2 separate regions of the Homo sapiens genome follow, and region 2 is linked to region 1. Evidence: chromatin loops called from intact Hi-C (ENCODE). Cell type or tissue: endothelial cell of umbilical vein. All regions are shown on one strand. Each heading gives the region's core, and the rest is flanking DNA. Links, peaks and the distances in the headings are about the cores only.

Region 1 (12,845 bases), core at 2,617-10,616:
TATACAGTGTGATGAATTTGGAGATAAGTATACATTCTTAAAACCATTACCACAGTCTATGCCATAAACATATCCACATCACCTCCAAAAGCTTTTTCCCCTTTATTTGTTATTTTTTTCTTTTGTAATAAGAATGCTTAACATAGGCCAGGTGTGGTAGCTCATGCCTATAATCCCAGCACTTTGGGAGGGTGAGGCAGGAGGGTTGCTTGAGCCCAGGTGTTCGAGGTCAGCCTGGGAAATATAGCAAGACCTCATCTCTACAAAAAAAAATAAAGTAGCAAAGCATAGTGGTATGTTCCTGTAATCCCAGTTACTCAAAAGGCTGAGGCGGGGAATTGCCTAAGCCTGGGAAGTCAAGGCTGCAGTAGGCCCTGACTGTGCCACTGCCCTCTAGCCTGGGTGACAGAGCAAGACCTTGTGTCAAAAAAAAAAAACAAACCAAAAAAAAAAAAAAAAAAAAGAATATACAACATATTAGATGTACTATTTTAACAATTTTTTAAGTATACAATATGATATTATTAACTATAGTTGCTAGGCTATACAGGGGATCTCCAGGATTTACTTACCTTGCATAATTGAAACCTTGAAACTTCTGACTGAAGTGCCCTGTTTTTAATTCCCCAACCCCGTGGAACAAGAATTATATAAAAAGCCCTAGCTGGCAACAATCTGGTGAGAATATGACCTTTAGAAAAGATGTGCCCCATCAGTATCATTGTGCCTCTGCCCAAGACTTAAATTTCAAGAGAGCATCCTATTGACCTGACATGGGTCTTATTCCCACCTCATGGCTAGGGAATTGCAGCATCTTGGATTATAATCCTATTGCATTGCATGTAATCAATGGGACAAAGTAACACCTCAAAATAAATATAGGTACTGCCATGAAGAGAACTTGTGTGCTGAGTAATCAAGAACAATGAGTGTTTACTGCATAGGTGTTCTTTAATATTTGCGAATTGAGTGAATGACCAACTGACCAACTGAATGAATGTGTTTCCAAAAGACCTAAGGAAAAACTTCACTGGTCCGTATTACTTCTTCACATTCTCTGTAAAATTCTCATTAATAGAATCCCATAATAGACTTTTTTCTTATTCTATTCATATTCTATTTTCATTAAATATGGATTTGTATGAAGAAAGAAAGAAAAACTCTATATTGACAATGGACCTTATTTTTTAATGCTTTTTATGTAAATCTGAATTTGGCTTGCTAATATGTTGTTTAGGATTTTTGCATTCATGTCCATGAGAGTGATTGAGCTGTAGTATTTTTTCTTGTATTAATTTCTCCAGTTGTTGGACATGGAGGTATGTAGGCCTCATAGAATTATTTGGGAAATTTTTCCTGTTTCTGTTCAGGGGAAGCATTTTAATACAAGTTTGGTGTTATTTCTTTCCTAAATGTTTAGAAGAATTCACTGGTAAAACCATTTAGGCCTAGAGTTTTCTTTGTGGTAAAATTTTAAATTACAGATTCCATTTCTTAAAGGAATCTATTCAGACTTGTTTGTTTATTCTTTTTTTGTCAAGGTGCTAGAATACTATGATATAATCTTTATTTTTTATTTTTTATTTTTTTAGCTTTTATTTTAGGTTTGGAGGTACATGTGAAGGTTTGTTACGTAGGTGAACATGTGTCAATCTTGTTCATCTGGCTAGCCAGTTGTCCCAACACCACTTATTAAATAGGGAGTCTTTTCCCCATTGCTTGTTTTGCAGTAGACCTTATTTTTTAAAATACTAGTTGTTTATGCTTAAGTTCAGATCTGAAAATTGTATTTACATATTCCTTTGACTTTCATTAACTTAATTAGTTCTATATGTTCATTTTGATTCATTTACTTTTTATCAACTTACTTATTTTCAAATAGTATGTTGCTCTGTATGAATTTCTATTTACCAGGTAAGAAGGGTGTCCTGAATCATGCCAGGAATGTGAATTGACATCCTTTTTGGTACTCCAGCTGCTGTCTCTCTCCTTCATCCAGTGTGTCTGGGAAGTCCAATCTAATATCTATATGCCCTAGAATTGAAATATTAAATCTTTGAGAGAACTTCCGATTTCTCACAACTTTGCTGTTACAAAAAAAAAAAAGTGACATCTTGGTTTTTAAATTGGAATACTTTCCTGTTAAAACCTTAAATATCTAAAACATCTGTTTCAGTTCCTTTTCAGGTCTGTGAACAATATAGCTAAAACCTGGGTTTTGCTTTCCTTAACAAAGGTTAAAACAAAAGTTTCTTAGAAAAATTGCTTGGTAATAGCTATTCCCAAGCCTGACAAAAAGAACTAGAAGGGTACACCATATTATGTTCACATCAAGGGTCTGGGTGCAGAATGTTCACCCTGTCTCTAGTGGATTTTTGTTGCCATTGTTTTGGTTTGTTTTTATGCCTGCATCTGAATCACCTGGAAGACTTGTTAAAACACAGATTACTGGGCCACAGTCTGAGTTTCTGGTTGTATCGAGGTATGCATGGACAATTTGCATTTTTTACAAGTTTCTAGGTGATGCTGAAGATTCAGTTCAAAGCCGCACTGTGAGAATTATTATTAATACCGTGCCTTAGCAAATCTACTTGTTTCTGGAACAGAGCAACGAATGTATCTTCAAAAAGTGACTCGCCTTGTAAACAAGTAATGCTACTGTGCAGCCAGGGTTGAGAACTGCTGTCATAAAGCATCAGCCTGTCCAAACAATTTGTATCTCTTTTCCTCACATTTGCACCTTTGCTTTGCGTATATTGATTATATGAACCCATGCGACATCTCATCTTGGATTACTCTTGAGTCTCTGTCTTATGCTCTTCCCTGCTTGGGACCTCTTGGCTCACCTCTTCCCTGACTTCTTCCTCAACCCCTAAGACACACCTCTTAAAACAAAACAAAACAACAACGACACACACAAAAAAATAGCTTTAAGATTATAAGTCACATACCATACAATTCACCTATCTAAAATGTACAATTCAGTGGTTTTTAGTATAATAACTGATATAGGCAACCATTATCAATGTCTGTAATTAGTAAATTTTGGAATTTTTTATCACCTCAAAAAGAAATTCTGTCCCCTTTAGCTATCACCCCCATCCCTCCATCCCCATCCCTGCCCCCAGCCCTAAGCAATCATTAATCTACTATCTGTCCCTATAGATTTCCCTATTACCTGGATTCCAGATAAAAGGTCATGATGGAGCTGGAGGCCCTCATCCTTAGCAAATTAATGCAGGAACAGAAAACAAAATATGGCATGTTCTTACTTTTTTGTGGCTCTGTTTTGTCAGTATCTGCACAGATTTCACTTATTTTCTCCTGCTTTCATCATGGCTCACTGACCCTGGCCCGTCAAGTCATTGAATTGTAGAGGGTACCTCATCTTTCCTGAAGCCCATGAGCTATAACAGAGTCTGGTCGTGGTGGACAAGGCTTCAGGGCTGTGGGATGGCAGTGGGTATTGATATGCCTGTAGCTTTTGACTTTGTTGCACAGCTAACATTGACCTTGGTTTTGATAGAGAAATGGCTTTTTATGCCACTAATAGAAAGAAAACTGGTAATAAATATGTTTTATAGATCTTAGATTTAGAACTATAGAAGAAATTGTTTTCTGAGGAAGGGTATAGCTGCTGTTAAATTTTGAAAGCATTTTTTTCCTTGAGTATCATTTCTACTATGCAGAAATAATATAGCTTATTTTCTAGTACAGTGTGTGATAATAATATAGAAGAAATTGGAATATTTATTAGATGCCTGTAGGCAAAGTGGGAGACTAATTTGAATGATCTCTTCATGAATCTACTTCTAGTTTGTTGCCAATGACATTTAAAGTAGGATAATTTATTGCCATGGAGGTTGGCAATAATTGGATTGATTTTGAGATTGTTTTAATAACATACTATAACATTTTATAAAAATACAGTGTAGCCATCAGTCAGGACATTCATTTGTGCTGTAAATTACATACTCCAATATTTAAAAACTGCATAGTTTTGTATATCAAGAGAGATCCTTTAACATTACATTTTGAAAGTATTTCTCAATATTTGTATTAGTGACATCTAAAGCAACACCGTGTCATAGACTGTCTCCTAAATGTGTTTAAGGGCTTGCTAATTAATAATTTTATTTAGCTCTTTTTACATCTTATATTTTGTGTGTGCACTTGAGCTGTGTTTGGCTGAGAAAGATAACTTAACTCACCTACTATTATTACTTTTCTTTCTGTCTTTCCTGGGTTTTTTTGTGGCAATTTTTGCTTTATGATTTTATTTGATTTGTACTAGACCCTCATTAAAATTATATCCTTTGACTTAAAAAGTTCTCTCTTTAGTTTCATTTTAATTTTATTTTGCTTTCAAATAAACTTTTATAAATGAAATGTTCTCTCTTTTATTTTCTTTTTTCTGGTGTATGCTTTTTCCTCTAAACCTTTCAGGGATATTTTACTTTAGAGCCATCTCTTTTATATTTTTTATCTTTGAGCCCAGTAATTTCATAAGTATATATCTTATTGTTACTAGTTTTGTGTTCATTTTTCATGGGCTATGTTGTCCACTTTTGCCTTGAACATTCAGCTCTTCTCTTATTTAGGTAAGTTTCCTTCTAATACTTATTGGAAGATTTATTTGTTTCATTTATTATGATCTCAGAGTATCTACAAAAGCTTAAAGTATCTCCCTCTCAAAGCTTCTGTTTTCTTTTAACTCACTTTCAACTTTGATCTTTGCATTACTTTTTTTCTAGCCTTTTCTCCATGTCATCCATGTAATTTTCAAGAGTTCCTTTTGGCCCCTTCCTTGAGGTATTGTTTCAAAGAGGTCCTGTATTCTTTTACTGTTACTGAACTAATGCCCGAGTGTTTGTTGAACTAATTTGCTTCCTGGCAAAATTTTTCTGATATGTATTTTTCATCAGCTCATTTCTTAGGTTCTGTTCTTTTCTGTTCTGTTGTCTTTCTCCTTTTCTCTGCATATGTCTCTTGTTAATCATTACTCATCTTTAAATGGGACCAATTCTGTCAATTTTGTGAAAAATAGTGTTGTGGGGCAAGACCAGACTTTTCAGTTAAGGTATGTGTTCTCAGAACACTTCCTGTGTACATTTTGTAAATATATACCCATGAAAAATAGAATGGTAGTGACCACTAATATAATAATATATTTATTAACAGAAATATTTATAAATATTTTTAACTTGGAAAGAAGATTAAAGTATGTATTTATATATTTTTTCATGAATCAGAAATAATTTGACAAACATTAACATTGGCTATTGCTCAGATATGATTTTCATTTTCTTCTTTACGATTTTTTGAATAATCATAACTTTAAAAATAAGAATAGTTTACTCTTATTATAAAAAATGATATTGGCCGGGCGCGGTGGCTTCTGCCTGTAATCCCAACACTTTGGGAGTCTGAGGTGGGCGGATCACGAGGTCAAGAGATCGAGACCATCCTGGCCAACATGATGAAACCCATCTCTACCAAAAATACAAAAATTAGCTGGGTGTGGTGGAGTGCGCCTGTAGTCCCAGCTACTCAGGAGGCTGAGGCAGGAGAATCGCTTGAACCTGGGAGGCGGAGGTTGCAGTGAGCCAAGATCACGCCACTGCACTCCAGCCTGGTGACAGAGCGAGACTCCCTCTCAAAAAAAAAAAAAAAAAAAAAGAAAGATAACGTTGACACTGTTTTAAAAAAATGTATCATGCTGAAAAGAAATAGATCTTCTTTCCTTTTTTTTTAGTGGAGGAGTATTGTGCCATATGTAGGCTCTTTATGATGAAAAAGTTTAAGAATAATTGACTTGGTATATTTGACTGAGGATGAGGGTCTTTGGATGTTATATTGAGCTGACTCAATTCAGAATTGGACCCCCATGGAAATCATTTTGTGTTTAATTCATTGTTATGAAATAATTCTCTCTGGCACTAAAGACTTAAACTAGAATGTCCCCACAAGATCCTTTAACATCTGTGGGTCAAATCAAAGGGATTAAAACATGACCTCAGTATGAAGAATTGGTTAATGTCTACCCTTCTCTCTGTGTTTTCTGGAGAAAAATCAGCTCTTATTTGATTATTAGACGTCTTAGGCTTCTGTGAAAAAGACATCCACTTACAAAGCCATATATTGCCATCTAGTGTGTGAAATATATATTGTAGTTCCCCTTAGAATCTAAACTAGAGAGGACTGTGAAAATGACAGAAACATAGAATAACACTATAACTATAATATTCACAAAACTGCATATCACAGGGAAATAAATTTAGGCCCATTAGAATTACATAACTTACCAAAAAGTGCTTGATTAATGAGTGACAGAATTAGGAATGTACTACATGTTTCACATTTGTACAGACTATGAACAGCCACGTCTGTAGCTTCCTGTGTTTTTCTTCTCATTCTCATTCTCTTTCTCTCTCTTTCTAATCATATGTAGCCTTTAGGATTAACATAAGTATCATATCTTATGTGAAAGAATTCCCTTTACATTATAGAGTGGTCTGGATTTTCTGTCATCCAACTCTCTCTATTTTGCTTCTTATGGAAGAAGCAGATGTAATTGTTTTTTCATTTGGCAATTATTTATTACATTTATTAAACTTCCTCCCAGCTGGGAGAATAGAGAAACCTCATGTATCATATTGTGACCCTCTTATGATTTACTTTCTGATTCTATAATAGTGCTACTTTCTCTATATTCTTATTACAAAGATTATATCACTTAATCCTCAAAGTAATGCTAGGCATTATTATTGTCTCAATTCTTGGTGAAACTGAGATGTGAACCTCAGTAAAATGACTCCAGAGCTTGTACTCTTAACCACTGTTATGCATAGCTCTTCCATGTGTACTTGATCTTCCTCTCTACCATGCACAGAAATTCCTCAAACCCCTGACCCTTAAACATTAGATTCAGGAATTCCTAATCTCTCCTCCTAGTTTTACTTCTAGTTATAGCACTCATCTCCACCCCCCACCCTCTGATTTTCAGGGATTCACCAGTTTAATCCACCTTAAGATCCTGCAAGAGAAAGATGCTTTACTTTCTCATGTGTGTGTGTGCATGTGTGTGTGTGTGTGTGTGTGTGTGTGTGTATTTGCAGTCATCACAACCTTTCAAAACACAATGTTGAGCTTCTCTTTCCTAGATTGGAGGATGGGGAAAGGAGTTTGTTTTCCCTAAATAATTTATCCTTGTAAATTTTTTAATTTCTAGTTGCTGTGTGATAGCAAAGATGTAATAAAAGCGGAGAAGATCTCAAGAAGGCAAACTCTAATAACCAAAGGATCACATCCATATGTGAATATATGAATAACAGAAATAAAATTTCTTTATCTAGAAATATAGAGCTTCACAGATCTACAATGCCAATAGATGCAGATATAGAACAGATATGCATATGTATGTTTAATTATAATTTAGGAGAACATGGAATTGTTTTTAAAATTCTAAAATACAACCACAAATTAAGGAAATGCTACTTTATTTCAATGTAGAAAAGTTTTCAATTAATAAGACATTATTTGACTGAATAATTTTGCTTACATTTAAAAATTATAGCACTTGTTCATCCAGTATAATAGTTTCTGAAAGTTCCAGTACATTTATAGATGCTAGGTTTTTAAATGAACTATTAAAATAAAGATCTTGGGGGTACCTTTCTAACTTTCCAGGGATACTCAATAACTGCTTTCTCAGTGGTGACCTGTATACCATCCCACTCCTTTCCTCACATAATGCTCTGGTACGCAAAACAAAGCTTCTCACATCCTCCTGTCACTCTGTTCTTTCCAACCTCTGGCTACATTCTCTGGCTTCAGCTATCTAATCATCAACTTGGACCTTAATGCTATACTTAAGATATGTGAAATTGTTCAGTGGATTTTTCAAAACTATATTACAGTATATTAAGAGTATCTTTTCAGTGCCAGTGAATATTCATGTGCATCATTATTTTTACTGTGTAGTGCTCTCGTCTTTTGATTTACCTTAATGTAGTAAACCAGTTTGATGGGCATTTAGGAGATTTACAGTATAACAAAGTGTGGCTTTAATACTGCCAATATGAAATAAAGATTCTTTTCACTAAACTCTTTTCCTATGGAAACAGTTATGTTGATGTAGAGTAGAATAAAGCCCGCTTGATTTTTGTCCTGTTTTTTCTTAGCTAATCTATTTTTTATTTCTCTGAGTGTACTTTAGAATCAGGTTTCATTAAAAACTCCTGTTGGAATATTGATTTGAATTACACTCAATTACACTGCATTAGTTTAGGAAGAATTGGCATCTTTATAATAGATCATCTTCTCATCTAAGAAAATGAAACATTTCTCCACTTATTTAGGTATTTTTAATGTCCTCAGTAAAATTTTATAGCTTTTATCATAAGATCTTACACATTACTTATTAGGCATGTTAAGAAATATTTTATAATATTTATGGAGATTGTGAATAAGATCACTTTTGTTGATTTATGGTTACTTGGTTTTAGATGTTTCCAGAGAACAATATACCTACCTGAGTTTTTAAATCCAGCATGAAAAATCTCTTTCTTTCAATAGGAGAGTTTAACCCTTTTATATTTATTGAGATAACTGCTGTGTTGTTATCTTTTCCGTTGGTATCTACTATTTATTTTTTTCTTTTGATAGATGAGTTCAACCCTTTTACATTTATTGGGGTAAGTACTATGTTGTTTTTATCCTTTTCATTGGTGCCTACTATTTACTTTTTTCTATTTTTAAATTTTTGCTGGTTTTATCAAGTATCTCTTTATTCCTTCCCACACAGTCTATTCATAGAATGCCCAACAAATTGTCATTTCATTCATGGTTCTCTTCTTATTCCTTACAAACCTATTTATTCCTGGCCCTGCCCTCCTTTCCATTCCCCAGAGCTAACTGATGTTAACAGTTCAGTGAGTGCCCTTCCACACTTTGTTCCAACCATATAAAGCTTTGGATGACTGTGCGTGCCTTCTAAAATTATTGTTTTGCACTTTGCTTATTTACTCAACATTATTTTAGATAAACATCTGATTTATTTTTATTTAACAGCTGCATAAAGTTTTTTAGTTTGGGAGTACTGGAATTTAGTCTTTCATCTCTTGTTTATCTATGGACTTTCATGTGGTTTCCAGTTTTTTTCTCTATTAAATGCTATGCCTTGAAAAACATCCTTGTTTACATATTCTTATAAACTGATGCTCTTAATGCTATATTGGGTGATAAGATCCCCAAAGTGAAATTTCTGGCTCAAAAAACCTGTATGTTATAATAAGTATTGCCATATTACCTTCCAAAAAGTTTGTCATGATTCTCACTCTTACGTTTGACAATGCCTGTTTGCCTATATACTCATCAGGACCGGATATTTTAAATTTTTATCAATCTTAACATTTCTGCCAAAGTGATAAGTAAAAACAGGTTGATTGCTCTTGCATTAATTTGCATTTCCCTTGACCAAAAGTAAAATTGAGCCTCTTTTCATAAGCTTATTGGTCATTTAGAGTTTTTCTTCTGTGAAATGTCCCAGTCATGTCCTATGCTTACTTTTCTAGTGGATTATTTGTTTTTTATGAGCATTTCACACATGAAGGATATCAATATTTGTAATATAGTACTACATATATTTCCTAGACTAGCATTTATTTATCTTTTGCTTTTGTTTATTATTTCATTTGCCATAATAATTTCTTAAGATTTTTATTTAGTCAAGTGTGTCTTTTTCTTTAATAGATACTTGACTTCCTGATTGCTAAGGATTATCTCCCTCACTCTAAAGTCATATAAGTATTCTGAATTATATTCCTAATATTTTTAATTTTTATCCTTTACATTAAAATCTTTATATGGAATATATGTTTATATAAAATATGAGAAAGGTATCTAGCTTTGTTTTTTGTCTTTCCAGAGTGAAATCCATTATATCAGCACCATTTATTTAATAAGAGATTATTTTTTTGCCCACTAAATTGAAATTCCTCATTTGCCGTATGTTAAATTCCATATATACTTGAGTCTGTCTCTGGATATCTGTTCTGTTCCATTTATTTACTTGTGTTGCAATATCGTCATTGTTTTCATTATAATCAATTTGTGGTTTTAAGTCATTTTTAAGGAGTCTGAACTATTTGACCTGTAAACATGAGACAGCTTTATTTTTTCCCAGAACTGCCCTCAACGTCTCTATGTTGAACTCCATGTCTATCTAGAGAGGATTCCTTAATGACATCTTGGTCCTTTGCTATAACTTTCTGGTCACTTTTGGCCATTAGAACAGTCTCACTTTGGTTTTGAAGACTCGCTGTATTTATGTTTAAACTTCGGTCTCAGTTTGGAGCTCATTCTCTCTACCCTAAACTCCAGCTAGACCTGTCTGTGGCACCTGTGGTGCTAGAGAGTTGTAGCAGAGTGGATTATGGGTCTGTGTGTGTATGTGTGTGTGTGTGTGTGTGTGTGTGTGTGTGTTATCTCTGAACATCTACAAACTATAAGCTTACAGAACCATTGATTGCCTCTAAGACTGACTTCTTGGTGGTAGGGAGGGGCAATTGGCTGCTCTTGCCTGTTCCTCCATGATGGTCTATATGTAGACCATATGTGTGGTGTGTTTCTTTGGCCAGTGGGTAGTGTTTAGCCTCCTATGAACCTTTCTGTTGCTGTTAACAGTCCCCTCCTTATAGGCAGCCCTACCAGCAGAGCTTTGCCCTAGTCCCCATGGGTTCAACAGTTCAGCAAGTACATAGCCAGGGAACCAGGTCTCTGTTACTCCTCCTGGGAGCTCCCTCCCAGAGTTTGCTTCTGAATCATTCTCCAGTAGGCTCCTAAGGAGGAGCTACTACTCTCTGCTTACGGGGTTTGGAAGATAAAGCTCTCCAGAAACATTGCACTCTCTGTAGGGCCAAGCTTTCACATCTGTTTGAATATTTTTCCTATATTGCCTGGGCTGTGGGGCTCAGGGTAGTGGGGCTCAGGGTAGTGGGACCAGTTTTGACTGATCGTTTCCCAGATCTTTTGAGAGCTGTTGGCTAACACCTTTTCCTGGTGGCTTCTTTAAATGTAAGATCATTACTGGGTTTTTTTTTTGTCCCCAGCTTTACAGAAAGCAAGAGTAATTGGGAGAAATACTGTTGCAATAAGTTTTAATGCCTGGAAGGCAAGAATTTCCTTGCCATATCTTTACTAATATATCTTAATTTTATAATAACCATCAAGCAGATTTGTTTATTGACCTCCCTCTGCCCTACTTTAGGCCCTTTTTCATCCTTCAACCTCAGCTCAAAACCACTTCCTCAAGAAAGTCTTCCTAATAGAAGAATTATAATGTAACCAACACAAAGAAAAGATAAATATTTGAAGTGATAGGTATTCCAGTTATCCTGATTTGATCATCACATATTTATACATGTATCAAAATATCACATGTACTCTAAAAATATGTAAAACTATGATATATTAATAAAAAATACAAGAAAAAAAAAGTCTTTCTGACCCCCAAGACCAGGCCATTTTTCCCATTACATGTGCTCGTAGTTTTCGGTGACTTGTATTTTTAACACTTATCACAACTTTAATTAATTAACAGTTTAATCCATTGTGCAATGTGTGTCTTTTCTGGTAGAATATAGAGTCCACTCAAACAGGTACTTGCTTGGACTTACCTGTTCCTGTTTTCCCAGGATTCCTTTGTGAGTGCCTCGTATATGTAGGCTCTCAGTCTGCATTGAATGAATGAATGAATGAATGAGTGAAACAATCTGAAAACGTCTTGGAGGACATTCAGTGGGAAAGGGAGAGAGTGCTTTAGAGAGAAGAATGGTCTTATCATAAAGTTTGAAATAGAAATGTTCATTTTATATTTGGGAGGCTGAAAATGGACTGATTTGGTAGGAGCTAGGCTTTATGGTGGGGAATTTTAGAAGATAAAACCAGAGAGATGGATTTGGGGCAGATTATGGTGAGCCTTGGAGGGGAACATCTGTTGAACAAATGACAGGGGTCTTAGTTCATCAAAAATACTGAATCTATCTTTCAAAACCTGGCTGGATACATTGAGGTGGTAAATAACTTTATCTAATTAGATTGGAAGAAAGAAAACACTCTTAAGACTTTGAGAAATGTTGTTCTAAAGGCTGTTAACCTTAACATATGCTTAAACTGACACGTAAAACATGAATAAGTTATACTACAAAGATGCAAAATTTATTATGCACTGTAGAATATAATGATAAAATACTACCCATAATGAATACCTTCAACTTCCTTTCTATAACTTCTAGAATTTTCCATAATTCTTGATGGAAAAATGAGAACGAAATACTTTTACTAAAAGACGTTTCTAATTCTTGATTTTTTCCTTGACATTTTGCTGAAAAGAGTTTTATTAAAAGCACAAAGAACGAAAGTCCTGTTTTCATCAAATAGTATGCTTCATTGCATTTTTCAGCAGACCATCTCCATAGGAGGGGGAAATATTCAGTTTCTAAACTTCTGACACGAGCTGGTCTGTTGGGCTGCCTGCAAACTTATAAACTGGGATCTTAATTTTAGAAAAAACAGTTATTAGCCTTACATTTTTAATGTATTAATTAAATATTGTCACCTTTGATATTTTATCATGTTCTTGTATTTTTATATTTATTATTTCCTAATTCTCTTGTCTTTTTAAATTTATTATTTGCTAAATGGCAGATTGGGAGTCTGTTCTACTTAATCTTTCTTTCTCTAAGTGCCTGAGAGGCTGCCCAACTGAATCTTCACCTCTCTGCCACCTTCCACAAATGGGGACATCAGTAGAAACAGCGGAGACTTCCATCATCTTGGAGTTT
Region 2 (12,589 bases), core at 1-8,000, 420 kb before region 1:
TGTTTAAAAAATGTTGTCAACCAAATTGTTTTTACTAAATTGCAATAAGTTGATTTTAATAACTCCCAGCTATAGTGTATATCCATGACTGTTTATCCTGCCTTTCTCCTTCTTCTTCCTTCTGGTAATAGTACTTCCAAGTTGTCTTTAGAAAAACTGTCCCTCTCCCCTCTTCTTAACTATTTGATGTGAGTGGTTCTTTTAGTCAGGGTTCTCTAGAGAAATAGAACCAAGAGAATGAATAAATGGAAAGATAGATAGGAGTTGGCTCACGTGATTGTAGAGGCTGGCAAGTCCAAAACTTTAGCATTGGCCAACAGGCTGGAGACCCATGAAAAAGTTATAGTTCAAGTCCAAAGGCCGTCTGCTGGCATAATTCTCACTCACTCAGTGGAAGTCAGTCTTTTTTTTTTTCTTTTTTAAGGCCTTCAACTAACTGGATAAGGCCTATTGACATTATAGAAAGCAAATGTTTTACTCAAAGTGTAAAGATTTAAATGTTAATCCCATCCAAAACATTGCTTTACAGAAACATCTAAGATAGTGTTTGACTAAATAGCCAAGTGCCATGGCCTAGCTAATTTGATACATAAAATTAACCATCACAGTGGCATTGGTACCAATCCCAGGGCTTGGGTATATGTGTAGGTGGAGGGAGGTAGTGGGTGGGAAATGTGACTTGGCTTAAGCCAATCAGCACATCACATTCAGTTGGAGTAGATTTTGGGATCTTTACTGGAAACACTGGGACACAAACCCTTTCTTTTTCATTGGATTTGAAGTAGAAATATGTGAGATGTGAAACTGATGTGGTTGGTTGTGAAGGGAGCTTGTGGCCCTGCCAGAGCTGAAAACAGTCAACTCATGCTGAGAGGAAACCACACTGAGAGGAAACCATGCTGAAAGATCAAGGTTGGTAGAGCTATCCAAGTTCTGGATGCATTTGGTTCTGAAATTGAACCCTGGACCACCCAAAGTTACCCAACTCTACAAATTCTTAGTTTCTGCTTAAGCTAGATTCTTACAACTGAAAAAATCTTAACTGATAAATTATCAGAACTTTGATCAGTATAATAATTCTTTTGTTACAAAAGTTAATTGTTACAAATTAGCTATTCTAGTTTCAAGCTCAAGTAAAGATAATTGCTTAAACAATTCTGTAGACTGCTATCTAGGGATATTACTTCTTCTACCAAAGAATTTTTCTGTCACTAGAGGGCGTCAGAGCCCACAGTGGCCAAGTGACAAAGTCTATTAATAATTATTTCTACCAATTAATAGAAATATGTATGGGTTCTTGGGAAAGGAAGAGAGAGGACGGAGATCTTAGATTTGGATAGGTAATCTGTGAATCTAATCATATAGACATTGTCACCTCCTGGAGAACATATTATTTCCTACAGGATTAAAGAAATGACATATGCAAATCACCTAGTACACACAATAAATACTAATTTTTACTTTTACATTGCTTTTCCTAAATGAAGTGACTTCACAAGACAAATTGATAATTTGGGGGTCACAGTTCAGATGAAAAAAAGTAAGTTAAATGGCTTACAACCACTTTTCCTGTACTACTTCCTTCCTCCACTACTTCCTTCCTATACTTCTTCCTTCCTGCACTACTTCCTTCCTGTACCACTTCCTTCCTGTACCACTTCCTTCCTGCACTACTTCCTTCCTGCACTACTTCCTTCCTGTATTACTTCCTTTCTGTACTACTTCCTTTCTGTACTACTTCCATGCTCACATTCCTGAAGCCTAAGAAAAGTGTCCTAAAGCCTAACTGACCAGGGCTGGAAAACTTGGCCACCAAGATATGCAGCAAATTATTAAGTCTCCTAATTTTTCCCACTATGAAAACTGGTATACTAACCTACCTCTTGAGCAATGACTGAAAAAGACAATGCATTAAAGAATGTTTAGACTGTGGCAACTAAAAAGCAGACAGCAATTGGGTTAGTAGGGTGAAAACATCTGTTCTGTGGGCCCTGGCTTCTTAATCCAATTGAGTACCCCTCCCCTGACATTTTTGCATATGGTGGTCCCCTGAAAACACAGATATTCTATGAAAACAAACATGAGAAGCATGCCTACCCCCTGGGTGTTAAGAACTGACACAAGGAAAGATAGGGACCACTTTTCAAGAGATGTTGATTTGGGGGCAGATAAAATTTCATCCTGAGTGGGCTTAGCTTAAGGCAATGTTTCTTCAACTTCAATCTATTTTGCCATTTCTGTAGTCTACTTGTATATACTAAATATATATTTAACTAATAATTTATTTTTAAGTCAACTTATTTTGTTCCCTAAGTCATTTTGTTTTTAAAATAAAACATTACATTATAACCATAAATGGAAAATCAGCATTCCTTGCCAAAAATAGAAGGTATCCATAAAAATAAATATGCCACTATTGAAACAAAATATTTGCCTGCATGCCAATAAAAATTGTTTCCCAAACTACTAGTGGCAAGGGCATTATACTTCTGGAAAGGTTGGCTTAAGGCATGGCAGCGCTTTCTCTCTACTTTAGACTTCCTCCCTGCCCCCAAACAACCTCCAGAGAAAAGACTAGCTAGTGTGGGCCTCAGGCCCTCCTCATGGGCCTGGAAGGGAGGTGACTGGAAGGAACAAGAGACATCAGAACAGCATGAGGGAGGGGCAGTCATTGTCTCCCAAGCCCATCTAGTGCCAGGGAGTGGGATGGGGGTGGGGGACTCTTTACCAGGGCACCAGCCTTTCCCTGTTAGAAAAGGCTGAGGGGACAGCTTGAGGGAGATAATGGATGGGCAGGGAGGACTACAGGGAGTCCTGCAGAGATAGAAAGAGAATGTGGAATGGGATGTTGGAGGAGAATGGGCAGGGGAGGAGCCCCAGAGCACTTGGGTAGAAAGGAGACATAGGTGGTTTTCTGCAGAAGGCAATGTTAGTCGACTAATACAATAGTGGTATTAACATCTAGTTCAACTGAGAAAGGACAATGGGGAGAAAGAGTTTTGATTTGGATAATCTGTGCATATGAGCATATAGACATTTTCCTCTCCCTGAGAACACCCCCAAATTAGCAACTTGTCCTATGAAGGACAGAGTCCCTAGATATAAATCCTAGTTCAGTTACTTCACTAGATGTGAGAAGCTGTGCATAATATTTAACCCCTCTCAGCATCAGTTTTCTCACCTGGTAAACATAAGTCTTTCCAACAGTAATGATATGCCCAGATAGATTCTGGGAGATAAACTTGGATTTTGTTATTTTATTTATTTTATTATTTTGTTGTAGCAATTTGCCAATGGCCCCCTAAAGACCATCACCAACGCCTTTTATAGGTGGCAGTTGATATAGGCCCTGCCTATATTACCAACTAAATGTCATTTTATTTACCTATACTGCTTTCCTCCTCACTAGGCTAGAGAGCATAAGCACTGCCTGCAGCCTAACATCTTGGCTTCTCCATGAAGAATACCATATTTTTTAAACTTTCCAGAAAATAACTGAAAAGGAATCATCAGATCAGGCTCTCCCCTCCCATGGTCTCCCATTATTGCCTCTGATCAGGTCTGAAGGTGAGAAGATGTCTCTCTCTCTTTCTCTCACTCTAGCTCTTGCTCTCCCTTTCACTCTGTCTCTTCCTATATGACTTGGCCATTTAGACAGGCCCAGTGGTTTCATGAATAACTAAACATAAGAAGTCAAGAGAGGCCTGGCTCAGAGAGCATGGACCACATCAGCCTTTTGAAGTTCCCTTAGTGTATTAAAGCAAAACAAAAATCAACACAATATTGAACCAGTTTGCAAACACTGGGATATCTTATGTTTTCATATAGCAAATAGATGCATTTAATACTTAGAACTTAAATGCAGAATCACATTTGGTGCTAGTGTCATTTGCCACTTGACATATGACACTAGTGTGCTACTATCATTTAAGGCCCTTCATGACTGTGGGGTGTAATCCATTCCTACTCACTCTTAATAGATTCTGACCTATACAGGCAGAAAGGTAGTATGGGAGAGACCTCTGGGACCATAAGATCAACACCTCCCACTTTAGACTCTTCTCTACAACAGCCCTAGGAGACTACACCAGCCTTAGCTTGACTCCTTCCAGCACTGGCTCCTACTATTTCTCAAGGCAATTTATTACATATCAGAACACTTTGCAGTTGTTAGAAATTCTCCCGATGTTATAACTTCCTATAGTTTAACAAGTGTTTGCTCAACATCCACTATACAAAGAACACTACTTATAAACAGAACTAGAATAGCTCTGTGAAAAAGGAATGATAGTAACCCTCCCCTCACCTGAGGTAGGAAGAGGCATTTTACCATCTGAAACCTCCCCACAAACTCTACACAAACCTGCATGCATCTAAAGAGTTTTTTGTCCAGGCAACAAGGATAACTAGGCAGCCTAAGTCTCTGATCACAGTAAACTGAGGGAGAAATTGAGGCCTTTATCAGCCTTTGCACTGAGGAAAGACACTAAGCAGGCATTCCTCCACCTGGCTTTGAAATCCCCTTGGAATTTCCAAGTCATTCAATGGGTTTATCAAAGTTCTTTCTGAAATTTCTTCAAACTTATTTTTATTTAAACCACACAAATATGTTGAAAGGAATGGTTTAAAGGGACAGACATTTAAAAATAAACAAAAATAAGATATCAGTAATATCTAATGCTTATATAATGTCCAGAACATTTGTGTGTGTGTGTGTGTGTGTGTTTTTTTTTTTTTTTTTTTTTTTTTTTTTTGCATAACCTGTTAACTTATCTAAACCTTACAACTCCCTGTAAAGTAGGTCCTGTTACCATCCTATTTTATAGAAAAGAAACTTGGAAAGACTTGCCCAAAGTCACACAGTTACTAGGTAACAGAAGTGAACTTCCAAAGCCTATGCTGAATCCATTTCCTCTTTAGTTACCTCAGTGGCCTTATCATCAAGATGTAAACTCCCTAAGTAAGTACAAAGCCTTCTTGTTTTGTTGTTCTGTTGAACACATGGTTTCCGGTTGATTAAAACCATACTCTTGTCATATTATTTTCTTAAATTCCGGGTCATATTGACTAAGATCATAATACAGTGAGATAAGGGAACTCTTTCTTGCACTGGGTAAGTCTGCTAAGTAAGAATTTTTGCTGTTTATGTTCACTCCTCTAAGAATCATAGCTCACATAGCCATGCAAATTGGATTGAAATAAAGATAATCTAATTAAGACAGTGTGGCCATAACTCCACACTCTAACTCAGTGCATTTCAAACCTCAATATGGATATAAACTACCTGTCAATATTATTAAGATTAAGATTCTGATTCGGTAGGTCTAAGTATGAGGTTATGAATTTCTCACCAGCTCCCATGTGATGTTGATGCCACGTTCTGGAAAGGACACATGAAGTAGCAAGAGTCTTTGCTCAGGGAAACCACTCATCAGTTCGGTTGTTTACCTCAAACAGATAAGGACCAATTAACCCCACTTTTACCACTTTGGCCAGTTATATTATTATTACAGCATTTCTTTAGTGGTAGTAGATGGGAAATGTAGGGAAATCAACAAATTCAGTAATCTCATTATAAACATATTTGTATCCAGTCTCCATTTAGCTTCATATTACACTGCTTAGGCTGAATTTTTACTTAGCAGAAACAAGTCTTACTTGACTACATAAATACATTTTCCTATCAAGAAAAAGAAAAAAAAACTTAGTTCATTTTCAAAGACACTGAGCTTTTATTTCTGTGAACAGCAAGAAAACTGGCTAGAAGCCTGCTGACTCCCTCAGCCAATCAGGATAATGTGACCATAAATGTCCATGAATTCCCCCCTCAGTGAATCTCTGCCTTTTTTATTTCTGTCGTGGGACATGTATCTTACAGTTCTGTACCACATATTCTGCCATTTATGTCTTCCTTTCCTCATTTCAAAAAAAAAAAGAAAAAAACACATTTAAGCTCGGTGAGATCTCTTACCAAATAATCCATTGTCTTTTATGTTAAAAGCTGTTAACTTCATACACATGCAACTTTTAATTGCTTCTTAATGATAATACCTCTTCATTTAGATCACTTAGTATGAGCCAGGTACCATTTAGTGGGTTTTATAAATATGATTTCATTCAATGCTCATAAAAATCTTGGGAGGTAGGTCTTCTTATTGTGTGCACAATATAGGTGAAACAAACATGGGCCCAAGCACTTGAGGATCTTGCAGTAGTCACCCAACCAGTAAGCTGTAGAGCTGGGGTTTGAACCAAAGCAATTGCTTCTCGCATATAACAACATACTGCCTTCTTGAACTAACACATACCAGTTAATCAAGCACTCACTATGTGTTAGACCCTTTTATATATACTAACTTATTTAATTCTCATACCCACACCTACAGGGAAAGAATAACTTTCCTGATTCACATAGAGGTAACTCGATCAAGTTCATGTGTCAAGTAAAGGTATCAAGATTTGCTTGACTCTAAAGCCTGGGCTCTTTGCACAGTATCATGATAATGCCTGTCTTTTTAGTGAATGGGACGGTTTGCCTCATTGCTGTTTTTCATGGAAAGCCCATCTGAAACCTTTACATACCCACGAGCACAGACTGAAACACGTAGTATCTGGGACTGGGACTAAATTACTTTGCCCAATCTTTTATCTACCGTTTCCCCCATCCAGCCTCTCTCTCCCTCCCTACAGTGTTCCCTTCCCAGGATATGATGCGTCTCCCACTCTGCCCACCCCACTGCTTGTGGTACTGTTAACAAAGCAGCTGTTGGATTGAATTGGGAAATGTCCCTGTTTTGACCTTGGTTCTTCCTCTGTCCTAGGATCATACCTCTTCAATTTGCCTTCCTTTCCACGGATACTAGTCTAGACCTCACCCAAAATGAAATTTACTATCAACTTTTCCTGGTGTGAATATAGTTAAAAAGTATAAATCACGACGATGGAAGATAAAGCAATGGCCAGTTCTTTAAAAAAAAAAAGTCATTTCTCTCTTAACCCGATGGTTAATAAGTGGCTAATATTTATCAAGGGTTTAACTGCACAGGAAAAGTGCTTTATGCACACAATGTCTCATTTGATCCTCACCTAATCTTAACATCTAATATTATCCTCATTTTACAGATTAAGAAACATAGGTTAGGTGAGTTTAACTAATTTGCACACAGCGAGTATGTGGCAGAGCTCGAGTTAGGACACAGGTCTGGAGGCTCCACACTGAACACCCTGTGGACTGGCCCCGCTCTCTCTTGGATATTGCTGGGCCTGCCCTTTGCTTGTGCTGACTTCCTCGCAGTTGGCCTCCCCATGCCCTGTTCCTACTCTGTCATTCAAACATCCCCTCTGGAAGGACCCTATTCCTCCATAGTCCAAATCCCACTTTTCATATAAGGCAAACCAAAGCCTCCTCTGACTCACTTTATCCCTTTGTGACCTTTCCAAATTTAGAACTTTCTCAGCACTTTTGAGGAGGGAGTGAAACTGATTTGGCATTTGGAGTCTGGGAAAATTATCTCTCTCTTTTTAAATTTACATATCAGATAAATCCAGATTCATTTGGAATTGAGCTACCTCATTCTTTCTTATCATTGCCTTGTAACTGTACTTGACTTTATATGGCTCGAGTCTCATTCCTAATCAGAATGCAACTTGCTCCAGAGGGGGGACATTTTGGCCACTTTCTTTGAATGGAGGCTTTGAGCTTAAGTCTAAGATCCCAACAATTTTCCTTAACTAAACGAATACTTACGAGTACCTACTTTGTACCATGGACTGTGTTAGGCCTCAGGGAATAGCAGTAGGCAGGATAAGAACATTCCTTGCCTTCCTGGACTCTACAGATTACTGGGGATGACAAATTAGAGTAATTATAAGCATCAGGCCTGGCCTCTCTTTGCCTGTGAAATGCGTCTCTCTTTTGGCTCACCAGACACCACAGTTCTGGCTCTTATTTATCCCTGGCTGTTGCTTCCCTGTCACCTCCACTGTGGTTATGTTCAGCGTCCTGATGCTTGCTAATGTGCTCTCCTCAGTCCTCAGGTCCCCTAGCTTCAAAGAAGGCCTGAAGTGTCAACCATCACCTCTTCCCAGATGCTCTTCAAATCTATACCTCATGCCCTGACTTCTTAGTTGTACATTTAAAGTGCATTATGTTTAATTCCTGCTCATGTTCCACTCACCACCTTGAATTCTTATCGTGCCTAAAACTGAACTATTTCATTTCTGTCCAGACCAGAAGGGTGGGAAAAGTAGAAGTGGTGAACAAAACTTAAAAATTAATAAATGAAATAAAATTTCAAGTGGAAAGAAGTCCACTTTATCTTTCGGCTCAGCTGGCCATCTTCTGAAACTACAGACTTTGCAAATTAGCGTTGCCTTTTTCTGCATCTGTCAAGCTCCATAAATAGCTTGGAAGCTCTTTGAACGTAAGAACTATATCTTCTATTATTCCATTTTGCCAGGATCTACCCCAAAGCCTTTGTAGGTGCTTTACACATGTGTGAGGAGGTGTGTGGTGAGGACACAGGCACTAGAAATGACCTTTGCTGTTGCTCTCTGGATCCTCCTGGCATTTGATTAGAGAGTCAGGACTAAACAAATGGCTAGCAAATTATACAGTCAAGCACATGTAACCTTTTCTGATCGAATTGAGTTTAGATTTTGTCCTGATTTTTGATAGGAGGATCAAAACCATGGCATTTATGCTGTTCTCGCCCCATCTCTCAGGTTATGTAGACTTGTTAAAAAAAAAAAGTCATCATTAACAATTAAAAGAGAGGGAGAGTGAGAGAGAACAGCCCTAGTGTGAGACTCTCACATTCTCTTTCCCCATACTTCATTAGGGTTATTGCTGCCTACACTTATTACTGTTTAAAATCATCCCAAGATGAGTAGCCTACATTTTAAGGGTTCCTGACAATTATTTGGCCAGACTCTCATCTGTCCTGAATGCTGGCATCTTCTCCTTGTGAACGTCTCTCTTTGAAGTCAGCAGGAATCTGGTCTGTGGTGAGCCACAAGTCTTCCCTTCCTAGGAGCCAAGGCTGGCAAGGCACCCTGCGGCAGAGCCGGGAAACTCGCTGACCTCATTTTTTTTTTTCTGCTTTTTTGTCTCAGTACTCACTTTCTTCCCTTCCTTATCTCTCCTCCCCAGATCCCTACGCTCATACACAACATCATAACCCATTAAAACCAGCTTAGTAGAAGCTAAAGAATCTATAATTTTAATTGTACTTAATTTTTATCCATTTTGTTTTCAGTGTTTCAGGCAGTGGACAGTGTTTTTAAACATAAAAAGGTTTTCTGAGCTTTCAGTTTTCTGATTTATAAAACAAATATTAACAGAATAAACTTTATATGCTTATTAGGAGGATGAAAGGAGGTAATTCATAGAAAAGATGCTATGCAGTGCCAGAAACAGTAAATTCTTGATGAATATTAGTTCCTATTAATAATAATAATATAATAATAATAATAGAGAAGAGATCAAATTCAAGGACAGAAAGAATAAGGAAGGTTGCTTCTAATAGCTTCAGGTGTCATAGAAGGCTTTTTGGAGAAATTACCATTAGACGTGGAACAATTTAGCATGAATTTGTAGAAGAGAGGATTCATTTTAATAAACTCCCCCTCTCAGGGTGACCCAGACACCTAGACATCTTCAGTTCCCTGAAGTAGGGTGAGCTGGAGCCGTGGTGCAAATGAACTGAGCCTGGCTCATGACTAGACCCATCTCTCAGCATGAGCCTGACTGGTTGTCACTTCTTTCCATTGAGATTGGCTTTCAATAGAACAGAATCTTTTCTCTCTCTTACCACTTTCCAACAGGTCAGAGCAGGGGTGATGAAAGGCTGAGCAGAGTACAACAAATGTATTCACAGTTATGTTTTCTCAACTTCACCCACTTATGTGAAAAGGACAGTCAAGAGCTTATCTTAAATTTTATTTATTTATTTATTTATTTTTTATTATACTTTAAGTTTTAGGGTACATGTGCACATTATGCAGGTTAGTTACATATGTATACATGTGCCATGCTGGTGCGCTGCACCCACTAACTCGTCATCTAGCATTAGGTATATCTCCCGATGCTATCCCTCCCCCCTCCCCCCACCCCACAACAGTCCCCAGAGTGTGATATTCCCCTTCCAGTGTCCATGTGATCTCATTGTTCAATTCCCACCTATGAGTGAGAATATGCGGTGTTTGGTTTTTTGTTCTTGCGATAGTTTACTGAGAATGATGATTTCCAATTTCATCCATGTCCCTACAAAGGACATGAACTCATCATTTTTTATGGCTGCATAGTATTCCATGGTGTATATGTGCCACATTTTCTTAATCCAGTCTATCATTGTTGGACATTTGGGTTGGTTCCAAGTCTTTGCTATTGTGAATAATGCTGCAATAAACATACGTGTGCATGTGTCTTTATAGCAGCATGATTTATAGTCCTTTGGGTATATACCCAGTAATGGGATGGCTGGGTCAAATGGTATTTCCAGTTCTAGATCCCTGAGGAATCGCCACACTGACTTCCACAATGGTTGAACTAGTTTACAGTCCCACCAACAGTGTAAAAGTGTTCCTATTTCTCCACATCCTCTCCAGCACCTGTTGTTTCCTGACTTTTTAATGATTGCCATTCTAACTGGTGTGAGATGGTATCTCATTGTGGTTTTCATTTGCATTTCTCTGATGGCCAGTGATGATGAGCATTTTTTCATGTGTTTTTTGGCTGCATAAATGTCTTCTTTTGAGAAGTGTCTGTTCATGTCCTTTGCCCACTTTTTGATGGGGCTGTTTGTTTTTTTCTTGTAAATTTGTTTGAGTTCATTGTAGATTCTGGATATTAGCCCTTTGTCAGATGAGTAGGTTGAACGCCGCATATCTACAACTATCTGATCTTTGACAAACCTGAGAAAAACAAGCAATGGGGAAAGGATTCCCTATTTAATAAATGGTGCTGGGAAAACTGGCTAGCCATATGTAGAAAGCTGAAACTGGATCCCTTCCTTACACCTTATACAAAAATCAATTCAAGATGGATTAAAGACTTAAATGTTAGACCTAAAACCATAAAAACCCTAGAAGAAAACCTAGGCATTACCATTCAGGACATAGGCATGGGCAAGGACTTCATGTCTAAAACACCAAAAGCAATGGCAACAAAAGCCAAAATTGACAAATGGGATCTAATTAAACTACAGAGCTTCTGCACAGCAAAAGAAACTACCATCAGAGTGAACAGGCAACCTACAAAATGGGAGAAAATTATCTTAAATTTTTTAACAATTCAGTCCACACAAGCATTAATTCATTAGATGTCAAAATAGCAGAAAATAAGCTTCTCCTTTGGGATATGTAGGCATACATTTTGCTGCTAATCTAAAGGAATCTGGGGAATGTGGGCAAAAATTACCTTCACCAGATATAAGGATCTCAAGCACAATGCAACTTCTCTACAAACATCAGCATTGGTTTGAGCCTCTAAGAAGCTCTAATAATATTTAATGAAAGAATTATTTTATTCAATTTTCAAACTTCAACTCTACCCAGCACCTGGACCTTTACATTTGGTTTTATTTAGTAAAAATACTTTCAAGAAATTCTGTTCAACACTTTATTTCTATCATAGCTTCTTAATTATGAATACAATTTTGTTAATTTAAAATTATAATCATCTGTCTCAATAGTTGGTGTGTATTTTAAAATAACACAATATCATTGAATTGCTGCTGATTATGTTCAGGGTACATTAGAGATATGTTAGTCATTTTCAATTTAGTGGAAAGGAAGTGGGTTTTTGCTATAGAACTACAAAATTTTAGGGTCAAAACACTTGAATTAGTTCAGTACAATGGAAGGACTATTCAAATGTAATTAATGTACTAATTTTCTCCATTTTCCGTGATCCTCATAATGAACCAATATATTTTCCTTGGCCTATCAATCCTTTTGTTAGAGACTAAATAGTTTCCCCTTGTTTACTCTGGCATTTGTGATAATATCAATATATTAATTATATGTTATCTATTATACCAACCTTGTCCAACCCACGGCCCGTGGGCCACATGCAGCCCAGGATGGCTTTGAATGCAGCCCAACACGAATTCGTAAACTTTCTTAAAACATTATGAGATTTTTGGCGATTTTTTTTTTAGCTCATCAGCTATAGTTAGTGTTAGTGTATTTTATGTGTGGCCCAAGACAATTCTTAGTCTTCCAATGTGGCCCAGGGAAGCTAAAAGATTGGACACCCCTGTATTACACATTATATTATCACTATAACTAATTGATAATAGTAATGTATGGTTGGGTCCTAATCGGGATGGGACATAAGATTCAGTGGCTGGGTCATTTGACCTTGCCTCAAACTTGAAAGAGACATCAGATTTTGGTGACAATTAATTTGTCAGCCAAATGAAGAGGAAAGAAATTTGGCTTCTATTAATCTCACTGCATAGTATTATGGTATAACACAATGGGAGTAGTACTGTATACTGATAGTGCACTAAAAACTCCCCGAATCTAAGCATAGAGGACAGATTCAATGGAGGTGAGCCTCAAAAGCTCAAGTCACCAAGTCACC

The links. A loop is a pair of places that touch in the nucleus more often than their neighbours do. Peaks named below come from ENCODE experiments on the same cell type or tissue, not always from the same donor. Only the 100,000 strongest peaks of a DNase experiment are listed, where the experiment ranks them.
Region 2: it touches region 1 in a loop (5-fold over the local background); 2 of 110 quality-filtered maps call a loop at or near these places.

Annotation. Positions count from the first base shown.
Region 1 is chr10:88,558,582-88,571,426 of GRCh38, reverse strand. The region is part of intron 4 of RNLS (renalase, FAD dependent amine oxidase); the gene reads left to right. Among named protein-coding and RNA genes, the nearest start is that of RNLS, 18 kb to the left of the region's middle. In endothelial cell of umbilical vein, for the core only: a CTCF peak has its summit at 6,179 (motif pointing left); no DNase peak of the experiment used is centred there.
Region 2 is chr10:88,975,775-88,988,363 of GRCh38, reverse strand. It overlaps a transcript of ACTA2 not described here and a transcript of FAS not described here. Among named protein-coding and RNA genes, the nearest start is that of FAS, 8.7 kb to the left of the region's middle. In endothelial cell of umbilical vein, for the core only: a CTCF peak has its summit at 1,208 (motif pointing right); DNase peaks (open chromatin) are centred at 1,223 and 4,973; H3K27me3 peaks cover 154 bases.